2 separate regions of the Homo sapiens genome follow, and region 2 is linked to region 1. Evidence: read pairs that join two places in POLR2A ChIA-PET (ENCODE). Cell type or tissue: PC-3. All regions are shown on one strand. Links, peaks and the distances in the headings refer to the core of each region. The heading gives the core; the rest is flanking DNA. Region 1 has its middle 130 kb from the start of AGAP1. Region 2 overlaps AGAP1 (ArfGAP with GTPase domain, ankyrin repeat and PH domain 1).

The links. ChIA-PET counts read pairs that join two places held together with the same protein. Peaks named below come from ENCODE experiments on the same cell type or tissue, not always from the same donor. Only the 100,000 strongest peaks of a DNase experiment are listed, where the experiment ranks them.
Region 2: POLR2A ChIA-PET joins it to region 1 with 11 read pairs; 2 of 35 experiments call an interaction of 5 or more read pairs at or near these places.

Annotation. Positions count from the first base shown.
Region 1 is chr2:235,354,626-235,363,668 of GRCh38, reverse strand. No RefSeq gene overlaps it. Among named protein-coding and RNA genes, the nearest start is that of AGAP1, 130 kb to the left of the region's middle. In PC-3, for the core only: no CTCF peak of the experiment used is centred there; a DNase peak (open chromatin) is centred at 4,488; H3K27ac peaks cover 474 bases.
Region 2 is chr2:235,578,553-235,587,595 of GRCh38, reverse strand. All of the region lies in intron 1 of AGAP1 (ArfGAP with GTPase domain, ankyrin repeat and PH domain 1), which reads right to left. Among named protein-coding and RNA genes, the nearest start is that of TNRC17, 65 kb to the right of the region's middle. RefSeq lists an enhancer at 1,230-1,730. In PC-3, for the core only: no CTCF peak of the experiment used is centred there; no DNase peak of the experiment used is centred there.

The DNA.
Region 1 (9,043 bases), core at 649-8,648:
TGGGGAATGTTCATGGACAGACGGAAAAATACAGTGATTTGGGACATACTGGGTCAAGCTGGCCTTCTCAGCACAGGACAACTCAGGGTCCTTACCTGTGTACAAATGTGTGTGTATCTCCCAAAGAGAGAGGAAATACACAATGGTACTCGTCAAATTAGTTAACTAAAGAGGCCTTGTATGGAGACCACCTGTGACACTCCTCAGGAAGATATTTTGGGAAAAGCTGCCGTAAAAGGAATGATTGAGTCTTCTCAATGTCTAGTAGCAATGTAGCCTGAGCCACAAATGCGAGCCACATTTGTAATGTTAACTTCCCAGGCTGGATGCAATGGCTTATGCCTATAATTCCAACACTTTGGGAGGCCAAGGTGGGAGCATCACTTGAGTCCAGCCTGGGCAACATGGCGAAACCCTGTCTCTACAAAAGAATACAAAAATTAGCTGGGTGTGGTGGTATGGAACAGCTGGGTGTGGTTTTAGCTACTCTGGAAGCTGAGCTGGGAGAATCACCTGAGCATGGGAGGCAGAGGTTGCAGTGAGCCATGATTGCACCACTGCACTTCCAGCCTGGGCAACGAAGCAAGACCGTGTCTCAAAAAAGAACAAAAACCAGGTGAAATTAATTTTAATAAGATATTTTATTGTGTATTATAATATGTCTTATAAAATTAACTTTTCCTGCCACTTGCCTCTTTTTACTTTTTTTTTTTTATTGTGGCTGCTAGATGATTTAAAATTACTTAAGTGGGTTGCTGTAGGTGAGTTGGATGCACGCTGGAGCATGAGAACTGCTGACCTAAAGCTTAGGAGTTGCAGGAACTTTAGAAATACCAGGTATCATTGCTAGGATTGTGCTGCAGGCCAGGAAAATGAAGGGGGAGTTGCTTACTCCCTAGGAAACAGGTCAGAGGGGCAGGAACTTGAACTTTTCATTTTATGTCCCTTTGCATTTGTTTTGCATCATTAAACTAAATAAAATGAATTCAAACTAAACAAACACCAAAACAACAAATACAATAAAAGTTAGAAGAATTGAGGCAATGGGCATTTTCAGCATTTCATTGATGGGGAGAGGAAGGAAAGCAACCCATTTTCTCACTGCTGACTCAAGTGGCAGACACTCCGTAAATTCCACCCATCTCTATATAAATTTACATAGATGCAAGTATCTTGCTACTGCCATGCAAATTGGTCCCATCTCTTTAGAATTAATGCCTTTGGTACTTACATAAAAACAATGCAATTTGGGGGTAGTCTGAGCCTTCCTTTCAGTTAATCATATCAGCCCCACGCATTTTTATATGTAGAGAGGAAGACAAGAGTGTGGAAGGCAGAGGTGGGTAAGTTTTCATTGGGTTCACATTTTAGCTGCGCTTGTGCCAGGGGACTGCTATAAACTGAAAAGAGGTGGCAGAGCTGAGCGGGCAGATCTCCCCCTGCGTTGTTGGTGTGTTGATCATGGAGGCACACGTGGCAGAGGTTGCATCGCACCCGCATCACTGGGCACCAAGATCCTGCCAATAAAGAAAGCAGGTTCATGATCACAAGAATGGGAACATCGCGACAAGAAGCTCTCTTACAAAGCCTAAAAGAAGTCTCATTTTGTTTTCTGTTCTTTATTTTTTATTTTTTGCATTTATGGGAGAATGAAATGGAAAGAAGTGTTAACTGAGGGCGTGTGCGGCTGAAGGTGGAAGTCATCGTCCAGGATGATTTAGGAATAGGAAGATGGACAGAATCCTGGTGTGGAAGGAAGTCATACATGATTGAGATGCTCTTTTCATCTCTAAATGATCCTCTCTTTCAGATGTGTAGACTTTAAGAGCAAGATCTTTAAGTTTTGGAAGAAACCAGACTTTTCCTATCGGGGTGCTAAAGATGAGACAGTAAGGGGCAGCTTGTTTTTCTCTTGACTACTGCCTATTTAGAATTATTATTATTATTATTTGAGATGGAGTCTTGCTTTGTCCTCCAGGCTGGAGTGCAGTGGTGTGATCTCAGCTCACTGCAACCTCCATCTCCCAGGTTCAAGCGATTCTCCTGCCTCAGCCTCCTGAGTAGCTGGGATTACAGGCATCCACCACCATGCCCAGCTAATTTTTGTATTTTTAGTAGAGATGGGGTTTTGCCATGTTGGCCAGGCTGGTCTTGAACTCCTGACCTCAGGTGATCTGCCCACCTCAGCCTCCCAGACTGTTGGGATTACAAGCGTGAGCCACTGCGCCCAGCCTAGAATCATTTTTAAAAGACTTGCTGGCAACATGGTGTTTTCAAAGAACAGTAAGGGAGGGTGCTTCAGTCCAACAGTAAGCCAAATGCTTTTAGGTGTGAGGTTGTCTGTCTTTTGTAAGCCCGGTAATGCGACAGACATTCCCAGCTAAGCTGAGCCTGCAATCTTGGAGCTGCCCTGTATTTCTATTCTCTAAAAACATGTGTATTAGTCACGGTTCTCCAAAGATACAGAACTAATAGGATGTGTGGGTTTGTATAGACAGAAAGAGATTTATTTCAAGGAATTGGCTCACATGATGATGGAGCTGGCAAATCCAGACTCTGCAGGAAGGGCCGTCAGGCTGGAGACCCAGGAGAAAGCCGAGGCTGCAGCTCAAGGCTGAGGGTTGTCTGCTGCAGAATTCCTTCTTGCTTGAGGGAAGTCAGTCTCTTTGTTCTGTTCGGACCTTCAACAAATTGGATGAGGCCCCCCTCCCACATTAGGTAGGGCAACCTGCTTTACTCAAAGTCCACTGATTTCAATGTCAGTCTCATCCGAAAACAGCCTTATAGAGAGACCCAGAATAATGTCTAACTACCTGTCAGAGTGCCCTGTGGCCCAGCCAAGTTAACACATAAAATTGGCTATCACATGGTATGGCCTGGTATATCACAGGAGAGGCTCTTCAAACAGAATTGTATTTAATCCCTTCAGGTTTGAGGAAATGGAAACTTGGCATGTTGAAGCCACTTGTCCAAGGGCCCTCAGCTTGGCCCTCCCAGGCCCAATGTGTCTCTATGTTGGGAGGTCACCTCCACTAACCAGGTCCGTGATAAGTGGGAGAGCCTGTGCGTGCAAGAGGTTTGCTAGTCTTGCTTCCGAGGAGGGCTCAGGTTCTGCAACAGAAGGAAACTACTGCGAGGGTCCTGCCACTTTTCAGGAAGCAAAATATCAATGAAACATACTTTTTCAATTGTTAGTGTTTTTCAACCTTAAGTTTTTCTTTTCTTTCTTTCTTTTTTTTTTTTTTTTTTGAGACAGAGTCTCACTCTGTCACCCAGGCTGGAGTGCAGGGACTCGATCCCAGCTCACTGCAACCTCCGACTCCCGGGTTCAAAAGATTCTCCTGCCTCAGCCTCCTGAGTAGGTGGCATTGCAGGCACATGCCAACACACCCAGCTAATTTTTGTAGTTTTTAGTAGAAATGGGGTTTCACCATGTTGGCCAGGCTGGTCTCAAAATCCTGACCTCAGGTGATCCGCCCGCCTTGGCCTCCCAAAGAGCTGGGATGACAGACATGAGCCAGTGTGCCCAGATCAACCTTAAGTTTTCTTAAAGCATTGGCATCTGCCTCTGCTTTCCTGCTAGTGGGTGCTAACAGGCCATGCAGCCATCCCGCAGAAGCAAGCCCCCACCACAGCAGCACATTAAACCAGTAAGCCTCTTCCTCTGGAGTTGTTTGAATCCTGGCCCAGCCACCTCTTGGTCACATGACCCTGGGCACGGTGCATAGCCTTGCTGTGGCTCCCTCTCTTCATCCACATGAGTCCCCCCTTCCAGAGGGCTGTGGGGAGGAGACAAGCCCTACTTCACATGGACCCAGCTCAGCCTTGGGGCTACTCCAGGTCCAAAACTTTGCCTTGCTTTCTGGCCAGAGGGCCCAGTATTTTGGGATCCAGTTGGTGAGAAACACCTGCAGTGGTGGCTCCTCCTGATCCTTCACGCTGTGGGTAGGTGTGGCCTCACAGCTCCCTGCTCATACCCACACCTCTATCTGCCTGTCTCCCACCCCTGGCATCCCCTGTTCCCACTGAGGTGCCAGACCCCACGGGAGATGTGAAGTGTCCAAGCCTGGTGTTGAGGAATGGGTCAGAAGGCTCGCAGAGGCGGGATATTAGGGTGGATGCGCCACATAGGATCTGAGGGCTTAGAAGGACCTAGAGGACACTCCCTTCAGAGCTAGATAGGAAGTGCCCAGGAGGAGGGCTGCTGGCATCTCAGAGGGGTTTGGAGGAGGCTGTCCTCCATGGTTGGGGTTGACTCAGAGAGGCTCTGGTAGAACTGGCTCCCTTGTAGGAATGGAGCCAAGGGCACGTTACCAGCAGAGACAGAGTAGTGCAGGTGCTCCCAGGGGTGGCACCGAGGCCTCAGTGCAAGCAGAGAGTGCTGAGCCTTGGGGATCTGTGCTGATAACAGTGAGGTTGTGATGGTTTTCTCAGGGGCGAGAGAGATGAAACAGCCAACCAGAGTGTTGCTTGCTTTCTAGGATAAAAAATTGTGGTGGCTGGGCGCGGTGACTCACACCTGTAATACCAGCACTTCAAGAGGCCAAGGCGGGTGAATCACGTGAGGTCAGGAGTTTGAGACCAGCCTGGCCAACATGGTGAAACCCTGTCTCTACTAAAAATACACAAATTAGCCGGGTGTGGTGGCGCCTGTAGTCTCAGCTACTCTGGAGGCTGAGGCAGGATAATCACTTGAACCTGGGAGGCAGAGGTTGTGGTGAGCTGAGATTGCTCATACTGCCTGGGAGGCAGAGTGAGACTTTATCTCAAAGAAAAAAAAAAATTGTGGCTGGAATTGTATTCTTCAAAAAGATGTAGAAGCCCTCACTCCTGGTCCCTGTAAATGTGAGCTTTTTTCTTTCTTTGCTTCTTTGGAGATAGAGTCTTGCAGATATCATCAAGGTAAGATGAGGTCATACTGGATTAGGGTGGGCCCTAAATCCAATGCTGCTGCCCTTAGGAGAAGGGGAGATTAGGACACAGAGACACTGAGGAGACACGGGGAAGAAGGCCCTGCCCCGTGATGATGCGGGCAGGGATGGGAGTGATGTAGCTGAAGTCAATCAAGAGATGCCTAGGCTGACCTCCGCCGCCACCACAAGCGAGGAGGAGGCCAGGACGGAACCTTCCCTGGAGGCTTCGGAGACAGCATGGCTCTGCCAACACCATGACCACGGACTCCCAGCCTTCAGGACTGTGACGGAAGAGGTGTCTGCTGTGGGCGATTTGTTAGGGCAGCCTAGGAAGCTGACCAACAGTCAAGGCCTGGGGAGAAGGCTGCTGCCTATGGCTGCCATGGAAAAGTGTGCCCTTATCCAGCTCAAACCCGAGCCTGAGCAGGTCACAGCGGGCCTCGGGGTGCAAGCCCACCCTGGTGTAGTCTCCCCAACCTCCTGACAGGTGACTGGGAGAGACCGTCCTAGAAGCCGGCAGAAGCTTCATCTCTGATCTCTGATGTGTGGAGGATGAGTAATGACAGCACTGAGTGCCACATGGAACCATGGAAACACCAGGACTGCCACATGGCAGACAAAGCTCACGTGCCACCCCAGGGCCTAGCAAGGGTGCGTGGGGCGCTGCAGCCGTGGAGCGAGGCTGCTGAGGCCTGCGGTGGTGGCAGCTCTCAACCCCGAGTGTCACTGGCAGGCAAAACCCAGCAGCGCCTCCCTACCGGGCATCACACGCCTCTTTCTTTGCGCTTCGTTATTGTGGCTGAGGTGCACATGCCACGGCCGTCACTTGCCCCGACACATGTGCCTCTGGGATGAGCAGGGAAGGTGACACCCCCACAGGTGAATTTGACCAGTGGGAGACAGGGGCCAGTGGGTACACTTTTCTCTCCTCCCCACCTTGCACAGGTACTTGTTCTTGGAATGTCTCAAACAATAAGGAATGGGCTTTGGAGTGGGGCAGCCTTCCTTCTCCACCACGTACTTACTATTTACTTTGACTTTGTGCAAGTTGCACAACCTCTCTGAGCCTCACAATCATAATTTAATGACAACGGCAACCTGGCAGGGTTGCAGGGTTGTTGGGGTTGGCGGGGAAAGAAGGAACATCTATGAGGCACCTTTTTTTTTGAGATGGAGTCTTACTATCGCTCAGGCTGGAGTGCAGTGGCATGATCTCAGCTCACTGCAACCTCGGCCGCCCGGGTTCAAGCAATTCTCCTGCCTCGGCCTCCCCAGTAGCTGGGATTACAGGCACGTGCCACTGCGCCTCGCTAATTTTTGTATTTTTAGTAGAGACGGGGTTTCACCATCTTAGCCAGGCTGGTCTTGAACTCCTGACCTCGTGATCCGCCCGCCTTAGCCTCCCAAAGTGCTGGGATGACAGGTGTGAGCCACTGCGCCTGGCCTGTGAGGCACCTTCTACAGGGTCTGCACGCCATAGACACAATAGCTGCCATTAAAAAATATTAACATGCTGGGTGCGGTGGCTCACGCCTGTCATCCCAGCACTTTGGGAGGCTGAGGCGGGCGGATCATGAGGTCAGGAGATCGAGACCATCCTGGCTAACATGGTGAAACCCCGTCTCTACTAAAAATACAAAAAATTAGCCGGGCGTGGTGGCGGGCGCCTGTAGTCCCAGCTACTTGGGAGGCTGAGGCAGGAGAATGGCGTGAACTTGGGAGGCGGAGTTTGCAGTGAGCCCTTGGGTGACAGAGCAATACTCTGTCTCAAAACAAACAAACAAACAAAAAAACCCATAAACTTGTCTTGTGCGTTTGAAAATTAGGACTCTTACCAGGAAAATTTGGGTCTTCTAAGCCTCCATCCATGTCACCTGTGACCATAGAGTGGGTCATCTTGAATCTTTTCCCCGTCTGGGTACCTTGCTGATTTCCTTGCCTGCATCACACCTACCTGGTTCAAGGTGAAGTGGAAAGGTGTCAGTTACTCAGTGACTCAGAGACACAGCCCGAATGAAGAGGTATGGAGCTCCTAGTAGCTGACTGCATGAGCTCAGTGGGATGCCTCTTGCCAGCAAATGCTTTTCCCCTCTGCATCTGTGTTGGTGTCATCCACGCCTGAATGATGTTAAGGGAGGCCCCTGGTGGGACCTCAGTACAGCTTCTCTATGAGGGAGATCCCACCCTTTGGCAAAGCCAAGGCCGTGGAAAATGAGTTCATTAAATGAAGGCTCCCAGACACATGTCACTCATAACAACCATGCCAAAGGAGATCATTTCCTTTTCTGTTTCTGTTCACGTGGCCGGCAAAGCCAAAAGAGAAAACTAAGCTCATACAACCCATCAATCTAAAAAAAAAAAAAAAAAAATACTCAAACCACCAGAGGTGTGGCATAATCCTTAGAGTCTAAACAGAATGATCCGGCTGCCGTAAAGGCAGATAAACAGAGGCGAAATAATTTTTACAATCAAAGCCTCTCTCAACATTTTATGCATTATTTATAGTGTGAGGAGGCAGGGGCTTTCACAAAGAGCTACTTTTTGAACATATAAGATAGTTTAATATAAAAATCATCTCTGACTTTATTTTAATTTAGATTTCCATTTATTATGGAAGCAGTAAAATAAAAGAATCAAGCTTGACATCTGATTCAAATATCCAATTTCTTTACTTGTTATTCTCGGTAAAACACAAGCCTCTGTTTTTGTACTAATCCTTTAAAGCATTTCATTGGCCAGCCTTCATTATCTGTTTCCATTTTTTTTTTTTTTTTGAGATGGAGTCTTGCTCTGTTGTCCAGGCTGGAGTGCAGTAGCACAATCTCGGCTCATTGCAGCCTCCGCCTCCTGAGTTCAAGTGATCTCCTGTCTTAACCTCCTGAGTAGCTGGGACTACAGATGTGCTACTGTAGCCAGGTGACCACACCCGGCTAATTTTTGTATTTTTAGTAGAGATGAGGTTTCACCATGTTGGCCAGGCTGGTCTTGAACTCCTGACATCAGGTGATCCACCCATCTTGGCCTCCCAAAGTACTGGGATTACAGGTATGAGCCACTGTGCCTGGCCATCTGTTTCCTTTTAAATGCCCTTAAGATAGCACTGTCAGGCAGTGTGTGTGTTCCTGCAGCAGAGTCAATTCTAGATCCAGCATGAAATGAGATGAGATGGAAGCTGATGAGGCAGAAGGTCTGTATAAAAACTTAGTGCAGTTGTGCGGCTAGGTTAGAAAAAAATCTGTCCCCGGAGTGTGATGTTCCCCTTCCTGTGTCCATGTGTTCTCGACTGTTGTGGGGTTGGGGGAGGGGGGAGGGATAGCATTAGGAGATATACCTACTGCTAAATGACGAGTTAATGGGTGCAGCACACCAACATGGCACATGTATACATATGTAACAAACCTGCACGTTGTGCACATGTACCCTAAAACTTAAAGTATTATAATAATAAAATTAAAAAAAAAAGAAAAATAATCTGTGTAAGTTTTGCCAGCCTCTCATTTCCCCCCTCACTCTAAGCTCTGCTTTTCCAATGTCCTGTTGCCCAGGTGGAAGGAAATCAAATATGCATAAGCAATGCTGCTGACTGTGGTGGAAAACCTGAGGAATGTAGGTATTGCGCTGTTTGAATAAGTTAATTAGTAAACACAGTATTTGTAAATTAGCATCTGTTTGACTTTTTCCCCAGGGATAGTATGGGTTTGTCTTGATCTCTCCATATTAGCTGGCTCAGTCTCTTTGGACCGAGGTTCCTCAACCTCAACACGAAGACATTTTGAGCGTGCTGATGGGGGCTGTCCTGTCCATTGGAGGATGTCTAGCAGCTTCCCTGGTCTCTACCCACTAGATGCACCCACTACCCCCAGCTGAGATAACCAAAGATGTCTCCAGAAGTCTCCAAATGTCCTGGGGGCACAGTGAGTTGTGTTTAGAACCACTCTTTGGACCACAAGGGCTGTGCTGCTTTTCGAGGACACCCTCCCTTTCTTTCCCCTTGAGGAAGAGTAGGTTTCAAGGTCAGTAGGGTCAATCTATTGCTCTCTTTTTTGCAGAATTTGGATAGGAGAGGTGGGCAGAGAAAGGACAGAGAAGATAGGGAGGGTGTATGTAGTTCTCTACTCCTCCATTTTTAG
Region 2 (9,043 bases), core at 759-8,758, 220 kb before region 1:
ATTTTCAGTAGAGATGGGGTTTCACCATGTTGGCCAGGCTAGTTGCAAACTCCTGACCTCAAGTGATCCGCCCACCTCAGCCTCCCAAAGTTCTGGAATTACAGGCATGAGCCACCGCACCCGGCCTGTTGGGAGACTTAAACAAAATGATGCATTTCCGGTCCTTCAAACAGCACCCAGCACATGGTGAGCATCCCGCTGCCCTGAGCTCGGAATCCCAGCCTCCCACCTATGGTTACTACAAGGAGGATGCGCAACTGAAAAGACAGCTGCTGCCTCTCAATCTCTGTCACTCTCTGGCTGTTTGCAGCTCCATCTGCTTAAAAGACAGGACTCCTCCGTCCTCCCCTCAGAAACTTGGTCCGACTTTTCCACCCAGAATGCTCTGCACAGAATGAGGAGACAAGAGGTGTTTGCTCAGTTAACAAGTGAAATCAACGTGAGTCTATTATCACCACCATGTTTCTGTTTGGGTAATACCTTCTCCATACAAATGGCTCAAAAACTATTCAATTCAAACCACTGACTCATCCATTCAAATAAGGATTTTGTGAGCATTTAAACTGCACTAGAATTAACTAGAGATGGAGCTAGACAGAGTAAATGTGTTTGTTTTCATGGGACTCAAAACTGCCACCCTAGTAATATTCTGCCTCTTGATCTGGTTACACACGTGAGTTCATTCAAGCTGTATGCTGACAGGCTGTGCATGGTATATGAACTACACTCCGACAAAACCCGTCCTCAAGAAAGCTCCCTCACTCAGGTCTTCCCCAGCCAACCGCTCCCTCCTGTCCTATCAGGAATGGGAGGATTTGTCCCCCAGACTATGTTTCCTCTGATGGAACAGCTTTGTCACATCTCTTAGTGGTCTGTGTTGTTCACACATAGAAGCCGTACTGTACGGGGCAGTCCTGCACAGTCTCACTCTGACAACCCAAGTTGGAAATGCTGCAAAACCAAGGCCCAGGACAGTGTGTGGATTATCACCAAGAGACCTCAGCCTGCAAGGGCCTTCAGGTCACACAGGCCTGTGCACAGCATCCTCTGGAGTCAGCCTCTGCATGGACATAAGGAGCACTCAAAATACTTGCTCGTGGCAGCCTTGACTGCTGTGAATCCAACACACCACATAACAGCTGCCTCCACCTTGCCTTCCACAGGGGAGTCCGAGTATTTGGGGAGGTCACAGCCTCTTCAGGCTCAACATCCGTCTCTTTCCCAACTCCACACACACCCAGGGGGTTGTAGCAGTGTGCCCACCTGCATCCTTCGTGGAGTGAGCGTGCAGAGGGCAAAGTGGGTGGTCTGGTCAGTGGAGAGTGCAGCGGGCTTCTCTCTCCTCTCTTCTGGATAACATGCCCGTATGGCGGGCTGAGGGCTCACCCTCTTTGTGTGTATGCGCACACACACAAGGTAGTGTTGACTTACACGGAGACAATGGCCGACCTAAATCCTTACATTTACTGCTTTTTCCAGGAGGCATTTTTTTCAGCCACTTCCCCAACTTGCATTTGACTCGCTCATGAAGCTCCTAAATCCCCTTCCCACTCAAGCCCAACACCAAGTCTGTTGCCAGAACCTGCCTAAATACACTTCTCAGTGGCAGCTGCAACCCTGAAACCTGAGAATTTAACTGATTTCTCCATGTAGTTTGGTTTGCAAATCCATGCAGGATTCACCGGGTTTTTAACAACTCACCTGTGCTCTCCAGGCGCTCCAATTAAACAGAAAGGACGAGACAGCCTTCATTTCGGGTCCGCGCAAAATAATGAGCCAACACAGCAGCAGAAGGTAAGACGGTGGTGGGTGGTAAAAGTTGGCGTGTGATTGGTTTGAATGCACCTGTTGGTTTTTACCTACAAGTTTTTCTAAAGGTAAAAAGTACATTTAAGTAAAAATGGACTCAAATTTCTGTGGAGCCTTAAGTTCCTCTTCCCAAACCTAGATTGAGAATCACCTATCCCCTGCAGATGATGATGTAAGGATCAAAATGAATGTAGAACTCAAAGAGACAAAATACTAAGCCTCAGAACACATTCAGGCTGAACAGTGGCCCCCAGAGATGCCCACAGACTCATTCCTGGAACCTGAGAGCATGTGGCTCCACGGGGCAAAGCCACTGTGTGCATGTGAAGAGGTGAAAGATTTTGAGATGGGGGTTTTGCAAGGATTCTGGATTACACAGGTGGGTCCAATGTAATCACAGGGTCCTTCCAGGAGGTCAGGGTCAGAGCAGGCCACGCAGCTACCACGGCAGAGGCCAGAGGGATACAGAGCTAAGGCCAGGAATGCAGCAGCCATTGAGGCTGGAAAAAGCAAGGAAATCGAGTCTACCCCACAGCCTCCAAAAGGAGCACAGCCTTTGATTTTAGGCCCGTAAGACCCATTTGGAGCTTCTGAGCTTCCGAACTGTAATAAATCTATGCTGTTTTAAGCCACTTAGTGTGTGGTAATTTGTTACAACAGCGATAAGAAATGAATCCACAGCCAAGAGAGGGAAAGACCAGAGCTAAAGAAAAAGGCCAGAGCTACAAGATATCCACAAGAGTCTCTCTCAGAGAGTCAGAAAGAAGGTTTCAAGAAGCCGGGGGCAGCAGCAGCAGCACTGTACCTAAGTGGGTAGGGGGGTGACGCCTAAAAGGAGTTTTTTGGTTTTGGGTTTTCTTTAAAAAAAAAAAAAAAAAAAAAAAGGTAATGACTTAGCCACGATACACGATACACAATAGCCAATGGCCTCCAAGTTTCCGCTGAGAAAACGAATAAAAGCAGAGACCACGTGGCAATGGGAGAGGGAGGAGTGAGCGGCAAACAGGTACTCAGAGGTTGTGGGTAACTGTGGGGAGGTTAGCACTGCTGTAATCAAGTACCACAAACCAGGTGGCTCAAACAGCAGAAATGTATTCCCTCGCAGTTCTGGAAGCCAGAAGTTCAAAAATCAAGGTGTCTGCAGGGCCGTGCTCCTTATGAAGGCTGGGGGAGGGGATCCCTCCTTGCCTCTTCCTAGCACAGCTTGCTCCGACCTTTGCCTCCATCGTGACATGGCCCTTCCTGCGTGTTGCTGTCACAACCTCCCTCTTCTCAGATGAACACCGATCACTGGATCAGGACCCACTCCAATCTAGTATGACCTCATCTTAACTAATTACATCAGCCAAAGACCATCTCCAAGTATGGCCACACACACAGCTACCAAGGTTAGGACTTGAACATACTATTTTGGGGGACACATTTCAACCCACAACACAGTCGTCCCTTAACCTTGTTCCTATAAGAACAAAGAGTGCAGAACTTAAATCATTCACTTGTTAATGTAATTATTACGTTCAATGACAGGCCAGGACACAGGCTTTCCCAAGGCCTTCTTTCTTCACAGATTTCCATGCAAAAAAAAAAAAAAAAGTGGTTTATTGAGGGTCATGCTTCAAGTTCTTAGTGAGGCAAGGCTGGAAGACAGCCTGATGTCATGCTCTGCAGAAACCCCAAGCGTACCATGAGCTACATCTGCACTCTCCAGGAGGCTGTGCCACTACTATGTTTTCAATCCTGATAATGCAATGTGGGCAATTCAACAATTAAAAACAGGCCCTGGCCAGGTGTGGTGGCTCATGCCCATAATCCCAGCACTCTGGGGGGCCGAGGCAGGAGGATCATTTAAGTCCAGGAGTTCAAAGACCAGCCTGGGCAGCAAAGTGAGACCCCATCTTTTTTTTTTTTTTTTTAAGACATGATCTCATTTTATCACCCAGGCTGGAGTGCAGTGGTACAATCTTGGCTCACTGCAACCTCTGCCTCCTGAGTTCAGGCAATTCTGCCTCAGCCTCCCGAGTAGCTGGGACTACAGGCGCACACCACCACACCCAGCTAGTTTTTGTATTTTTAGTAGAGATGGGGTTTCACCATGTTAGCCAGACTGGTCTCGAACTCCTGGCCTCAACTGATCCACCTGCCTCAGCCTCCCAAAGTGCTGGGATTACAGGCATGAGCCACCACACCAAACCTCTGAGACCCTATCTTTACCAAAAAAAAAAAAAAAAAAAAATTAGCCAGGTATGGTGGTGCATGCTTGTGGTCCCAGTTACACGAGAGGCTGAGTATGAGGCTGAGTATGCTCTCTTCCTATCAGGCCAACAACCACCGGCCTGAAGCAGCCGCATAGGTTCAAATGAGTTTCTCTGGTAAGATCACCATGGCTGGGGTTATATGGCAGTGAGACCAACGCAGGCAGGGGACCCGCACCTGACCCTGGCCCACTTGGAGTTACCCCAGAGTTACATGAGAGGCTGAGTAAGAGGATCATTTAAGACCAAGGTTCAAGGCCGCAGTAAGACATGTTTATGGCTGCTGCACTCTGGCCTGGGTAACAGAGTGAGACTTGGTCTAAAAACAAAAGCAAACAAAACAGGTTCTTACATTAAAACCCTGAGTTTACATTAAAACCCAGGCAGAGGACCCACACCTGACCCTGGCCCACTTGGAGGTGCCCCAGAGCCCCTGGCTTCTGGCTTTTCCCTTTATGAGTCAAGGACAAATGAAGTTTATTCTAGAAAATGCAGCTGGTCTGAAAGTGGCCAGTTTACTAGGGAACTATTTCAACTTTAACACACAGGGGTCCTTGGCAGGTTCCGAGCCAAATCCCAACAACATAAAATGAGTGGAAAGCAGCCTTACAAGCTTCCTCCCGATTCCGGAACACACTCCATCAAAGGCTCACCAAAATCCTTGCCAGTGCTGCCTCCTGGAGTCGGTCAGTGCTAGAAAGCACTTTAGGAAATGCAGCATAAGGCTGTGATGCCGGGAGGCTAGGACGTGGGACTCAAGTGCCAACTCCTGCTAACAGCAATGAGAGCCCAAGAAGGACCACGAGCCCCCTCTCTCTGACTTCTCCCAGGCTCCTTCGGCCATCACTCCAGCAGCTAAATCCTTCCTTCTGAAGTACACTCCGTGCTTTTGTTGTAAAACACTTTTAAGAAATATTTATAGGTCCTCCCCCAAAGAATCCTTCTTTTATATCTGAGAAGCTCAAAATGTGGCATCCCTTTAATCTCAAGGCACCAAACCTCAACACATAATTACACGCATGACCAACCAACCCCACGATCTGACTCAAGAGGGCTTCATCAATGCAATGAGCTCCCATGATGTCTAAGGGGACACCCATGCTTCTCAATGAGGCATTTAGGGCAAGTCGCTTCTACACTGTGTGGCTCCTGTCCAGCACACTGCAAAGGACAAGCAATCCTGGTCTTGGGCTTTAGTGACACCCTAAATGCCAGCACAAAGAGCCACACCACCTCGGCAGGCAGCACCACGCAGCGGGGTAGAAAGACTCAGCACACTCCTGGACCTGCCAAAGGTCAGGCTCAAGCTGGGGCAAGAATGGGTCAAAACCACAATCATGCGCTCCAGGGCTCACATCTGGTGACCAGGGGCCACCACTAGGATCCAGGGGTCTCTGCTCCTCGTATAGAGCAGACAGCCCCATAGCATCACTATCAACTCCTGCCTGCTGCAATCACGTCTTCCCTGGATGGAAGGAACATTTCATGTCTCCTAAAGACTGCGTTAATATGTTGGGTTGCTGAAGGACATCAACACTCAGGCCTTAAGAATTTCCTGGGGTGAACACAGAATAATAAAACCTCCCCGGGTGCTAATTCAACAATCATAGTCCAGTTTTCTTCTTCCAGGTTTCAATTTTTGACACCAATCATTGTGATGTTTGAGAATGTCCCCGTGACTGCAGGATCTCCATGGTAACCTTGTTATTTTCTTTCTTTCTTTTTTTTTGAAGATGGAATCTCGCTCTGTTGCCCAGGCTGGAGTGCAGTAGCACGATCTCGGCTCACTGCAACCTCCACTTTCCGGGTTCAAGCAATTCTCTGCCTCAGCCTCTTGAGTAGCTGGGATTACAGGCATGCACCACTACACCCGGCTAATTTTTTGTATTTTAGCAGAGACGGAATTTCACCACGTTGCCCAGGCTGGTCTTGAACTCCTGAGTTCAGGCAATCTGCCTGCTTTGGCCTCCCAAAGTGTGGGATTACAGGCATGAGCCACTGTACCCAGCCTATTTTCTTTTTAAATGGCCTCCTGGAATATATTTCCACCAGTTTCACACTCAATCCATTAAAAAAAAAAAAAAAAGAACAATATAAACAATCTTCTTCATGATTGAATTCTTAAAAAGCTGGGGACAAAGACCAAGCTGGAAGTCCTGCACCTCCACTGAACAGTGTGCAACCTCCAAGTCTCCATCTCTTTCACCCTCCATCTTTTTTTTTTTTTGAGACGGAGTTTCGCTCTTGTCACCCAGGCTAGAGAGCAATGGCATGATCTCAGCTCACTGTAACCTCTGCCTCCCAGGTTCAAGTGATTCTCCTGCCTCAGCCTCCCAAGTAGCTGGGATTACAGGCACCTACCACCATGCCCGGCATTTTTTTTTTTTTTTTTTTTTTTTTGCTTGAGATGGGGTTTCACCATGTTGGCCAGGCTAGTCTCGAACTCCTGACCTCAGGTGATCCACCGACCTATGCCTCCCAAAGCAGTCTCTGTTTCTTAAAAAGCCTCCACTCCACACCTCACGGGATTACTGTAAGGATCAGAGTGTGCAATAATATACACAAAAGTGCTTTGTAAACTGTCAAGCCATGTGGTAAACACAGCAGTCACAAGTTATTCACCATACAAGGAGCAGGGCCACATTACACCCTAAGGTCGAGAGCAAGAACCCACTGCTCAGAGACAGGATGATCACCTCTCATGCCAGGTCAGATAACATCCTCTCTAGATTTTTTTCTCTTTCCACCTTGAACTCAAGCTGTGTGATTTCATTCACTGTTGCAATTGCTGACTGTCATCTAAGTGCCACTGTCAAAACATTAGAGGCCAAAGAAGTCAAAAAGAACTAAACACAAAAAGATAGCTATCAGCAGGTAACAAAACCATTCTCAATAAACTCAGCTTCAAGAACTCCTGTACATGAAAATGCCCATAGTCAGGCACAAGTAGCTGTTTTTTCATATGTTAATGTCATTTATTCTAAGAGAGAAGCACTCTCAGATACACTCGACTCTACCTCTAGAAGACACTAGAATGGTGGAGTAGAAAGCGCACCCTCCCCAACCCTCCCTCCCCCACTGCCTCCAACAAGCACCGAGGGAAAAGCCAGCACTGCCACTGTGAAGGAGATGCAAGAAAATGAAGAAATCAACCCGACAAAATGTAAGCGGCCGGCACGTCTTCATTCTCACCACTAATGATGGGGAGAACAGTATGGCGGTTCTTCTCAAAGTCAAATACAATTACCTTTCCAAGCAACCACTCAGCTCCTAAGGATATACTCCAAAGAGGTGAAAATGGCAACTCAAGCAAATCCCTGTACACGCACGTTCATAGCTGCATGGTTCCCTGTAGCCAAAAGATGGACACAAACGCCCATCAACAGATGAATGAATAAACAAAATGTGGTCCCTCCATACAATGAAATATCATTCAGCTGTAGAAAGAAATGAGGCACCAATGCATGCTACCACCCTCGATGAATCTCAAAAACATTATATTAAGGGAAAGAACCCAGTCACAGAAGGCCACATGTTGTATGGTTCTGTTTATATGAAATGTCCAGAATGGGCAAACCCACAGAAACAGAAGACTGGCGGTCGTCAGGTGCTAGGGAGAGGGGGAAATGGGCAATGACTGCTGAAGAACATGGGGTTTCCCCTGGGCGGGGGTGATGAAATTGTTTTGGAACTAGACGGGTGGGTGGTTACACCATGTGGTGCATACGCTAAGTAAGTGTTCACTTTTTTTTTTTTTTTGAGATGGAGTCTCGCTCTGTTGCCCAGGCTGGAGTGCAGTGGTGCCATCTCCACTCACTGCAAGCTCCTCCTCCTGGGTTCACGCCATTCTCCTGTGTCAGCCTCCCGAGTAGCTGGGACTACAGGTGCCCACCACCACGCCCGGCTAATTTCTTTGTATTTTTAGTAGAGACGGGGTTTCACTGTGTTAGCCAGGATGGTCTCGATCTCCTGACCTCGTGATCTGCCCGCCTAGGCCTCCCAAAGTGCTGGGATTACAGGTGTGAGCCACCACGCCTGGCCAAGTGTTCACTTTTAAATGCTTAACTTTATGTTATGTAAATTTTGCCTCAATATTTTTTAACGACAACAACAAAAGAGCCAAGTCGCCCCCTGGGATTGCAACCCACAGCTGTATTGATCATGCCCAAATAAGGTTTGTTTTGTTTTAACAAAAAGGCTGGAGACCTCAGGGCATGGGAAGGACAGTGAAAGGTTACGTCACACCAGGAAGGATTAAAGCAAAAGTGTCGCCTGGTAAACTGAGCCCGGCTCTGCAGAAGCCAGCTGGGCATAAATAGAACTGCCTTTCATTTCTGAAGCCCTCAGTGGGCAGGGGCTGACACAGTGCGCCCTTATACGAAAGTTTTACGACAGTAAACCAGCCACAAAAATGAGCGCTCCACTGTGACACAAGCTGGGGAAGGCTGCTTCATGGTGATAATTTGGTTTCCTGGTTTTCTTTCCAAGATGATTCAACTGGGTACCTTTTAACTTTAGCCAGTAATAAGAAAACCCTTAATTCTTCTAAGACTTAGACTAGCAAAGAGAAAGAAACAGAAGTAATTCAAATTACATATCTATATCCGTCTGTGTGACTGACAGCTAGAGGGACAGGCAGATAGGTAGACAAAGGTAAAATTTTGACCCTCAACAGTGAAAAACTATTGGGCTATACACAAATGTTTATTTAAATAGCTTATTGTAAAAAAAAAATTTTTTTTTTTTTTTTGAGACTGAGTCTCGCTGTATTGCCCAGGCTGGAGTGCAGTGGCACAATGTCGGCTTACTGCAACCTCCGCCTCCTGGGTTCAAGCAATTCTCCTGCCTCAGCCTCCCAAGTAGCTGGGATTACAGGTGCACACCACCACATCCAGCTAATTTTTTTGTATTTTTAGTAGAGACGAGGTTTCACCATGTTGCCCAGGCTGGTCTCAAACTCCTGACCTCAAGTGATCCGCCTG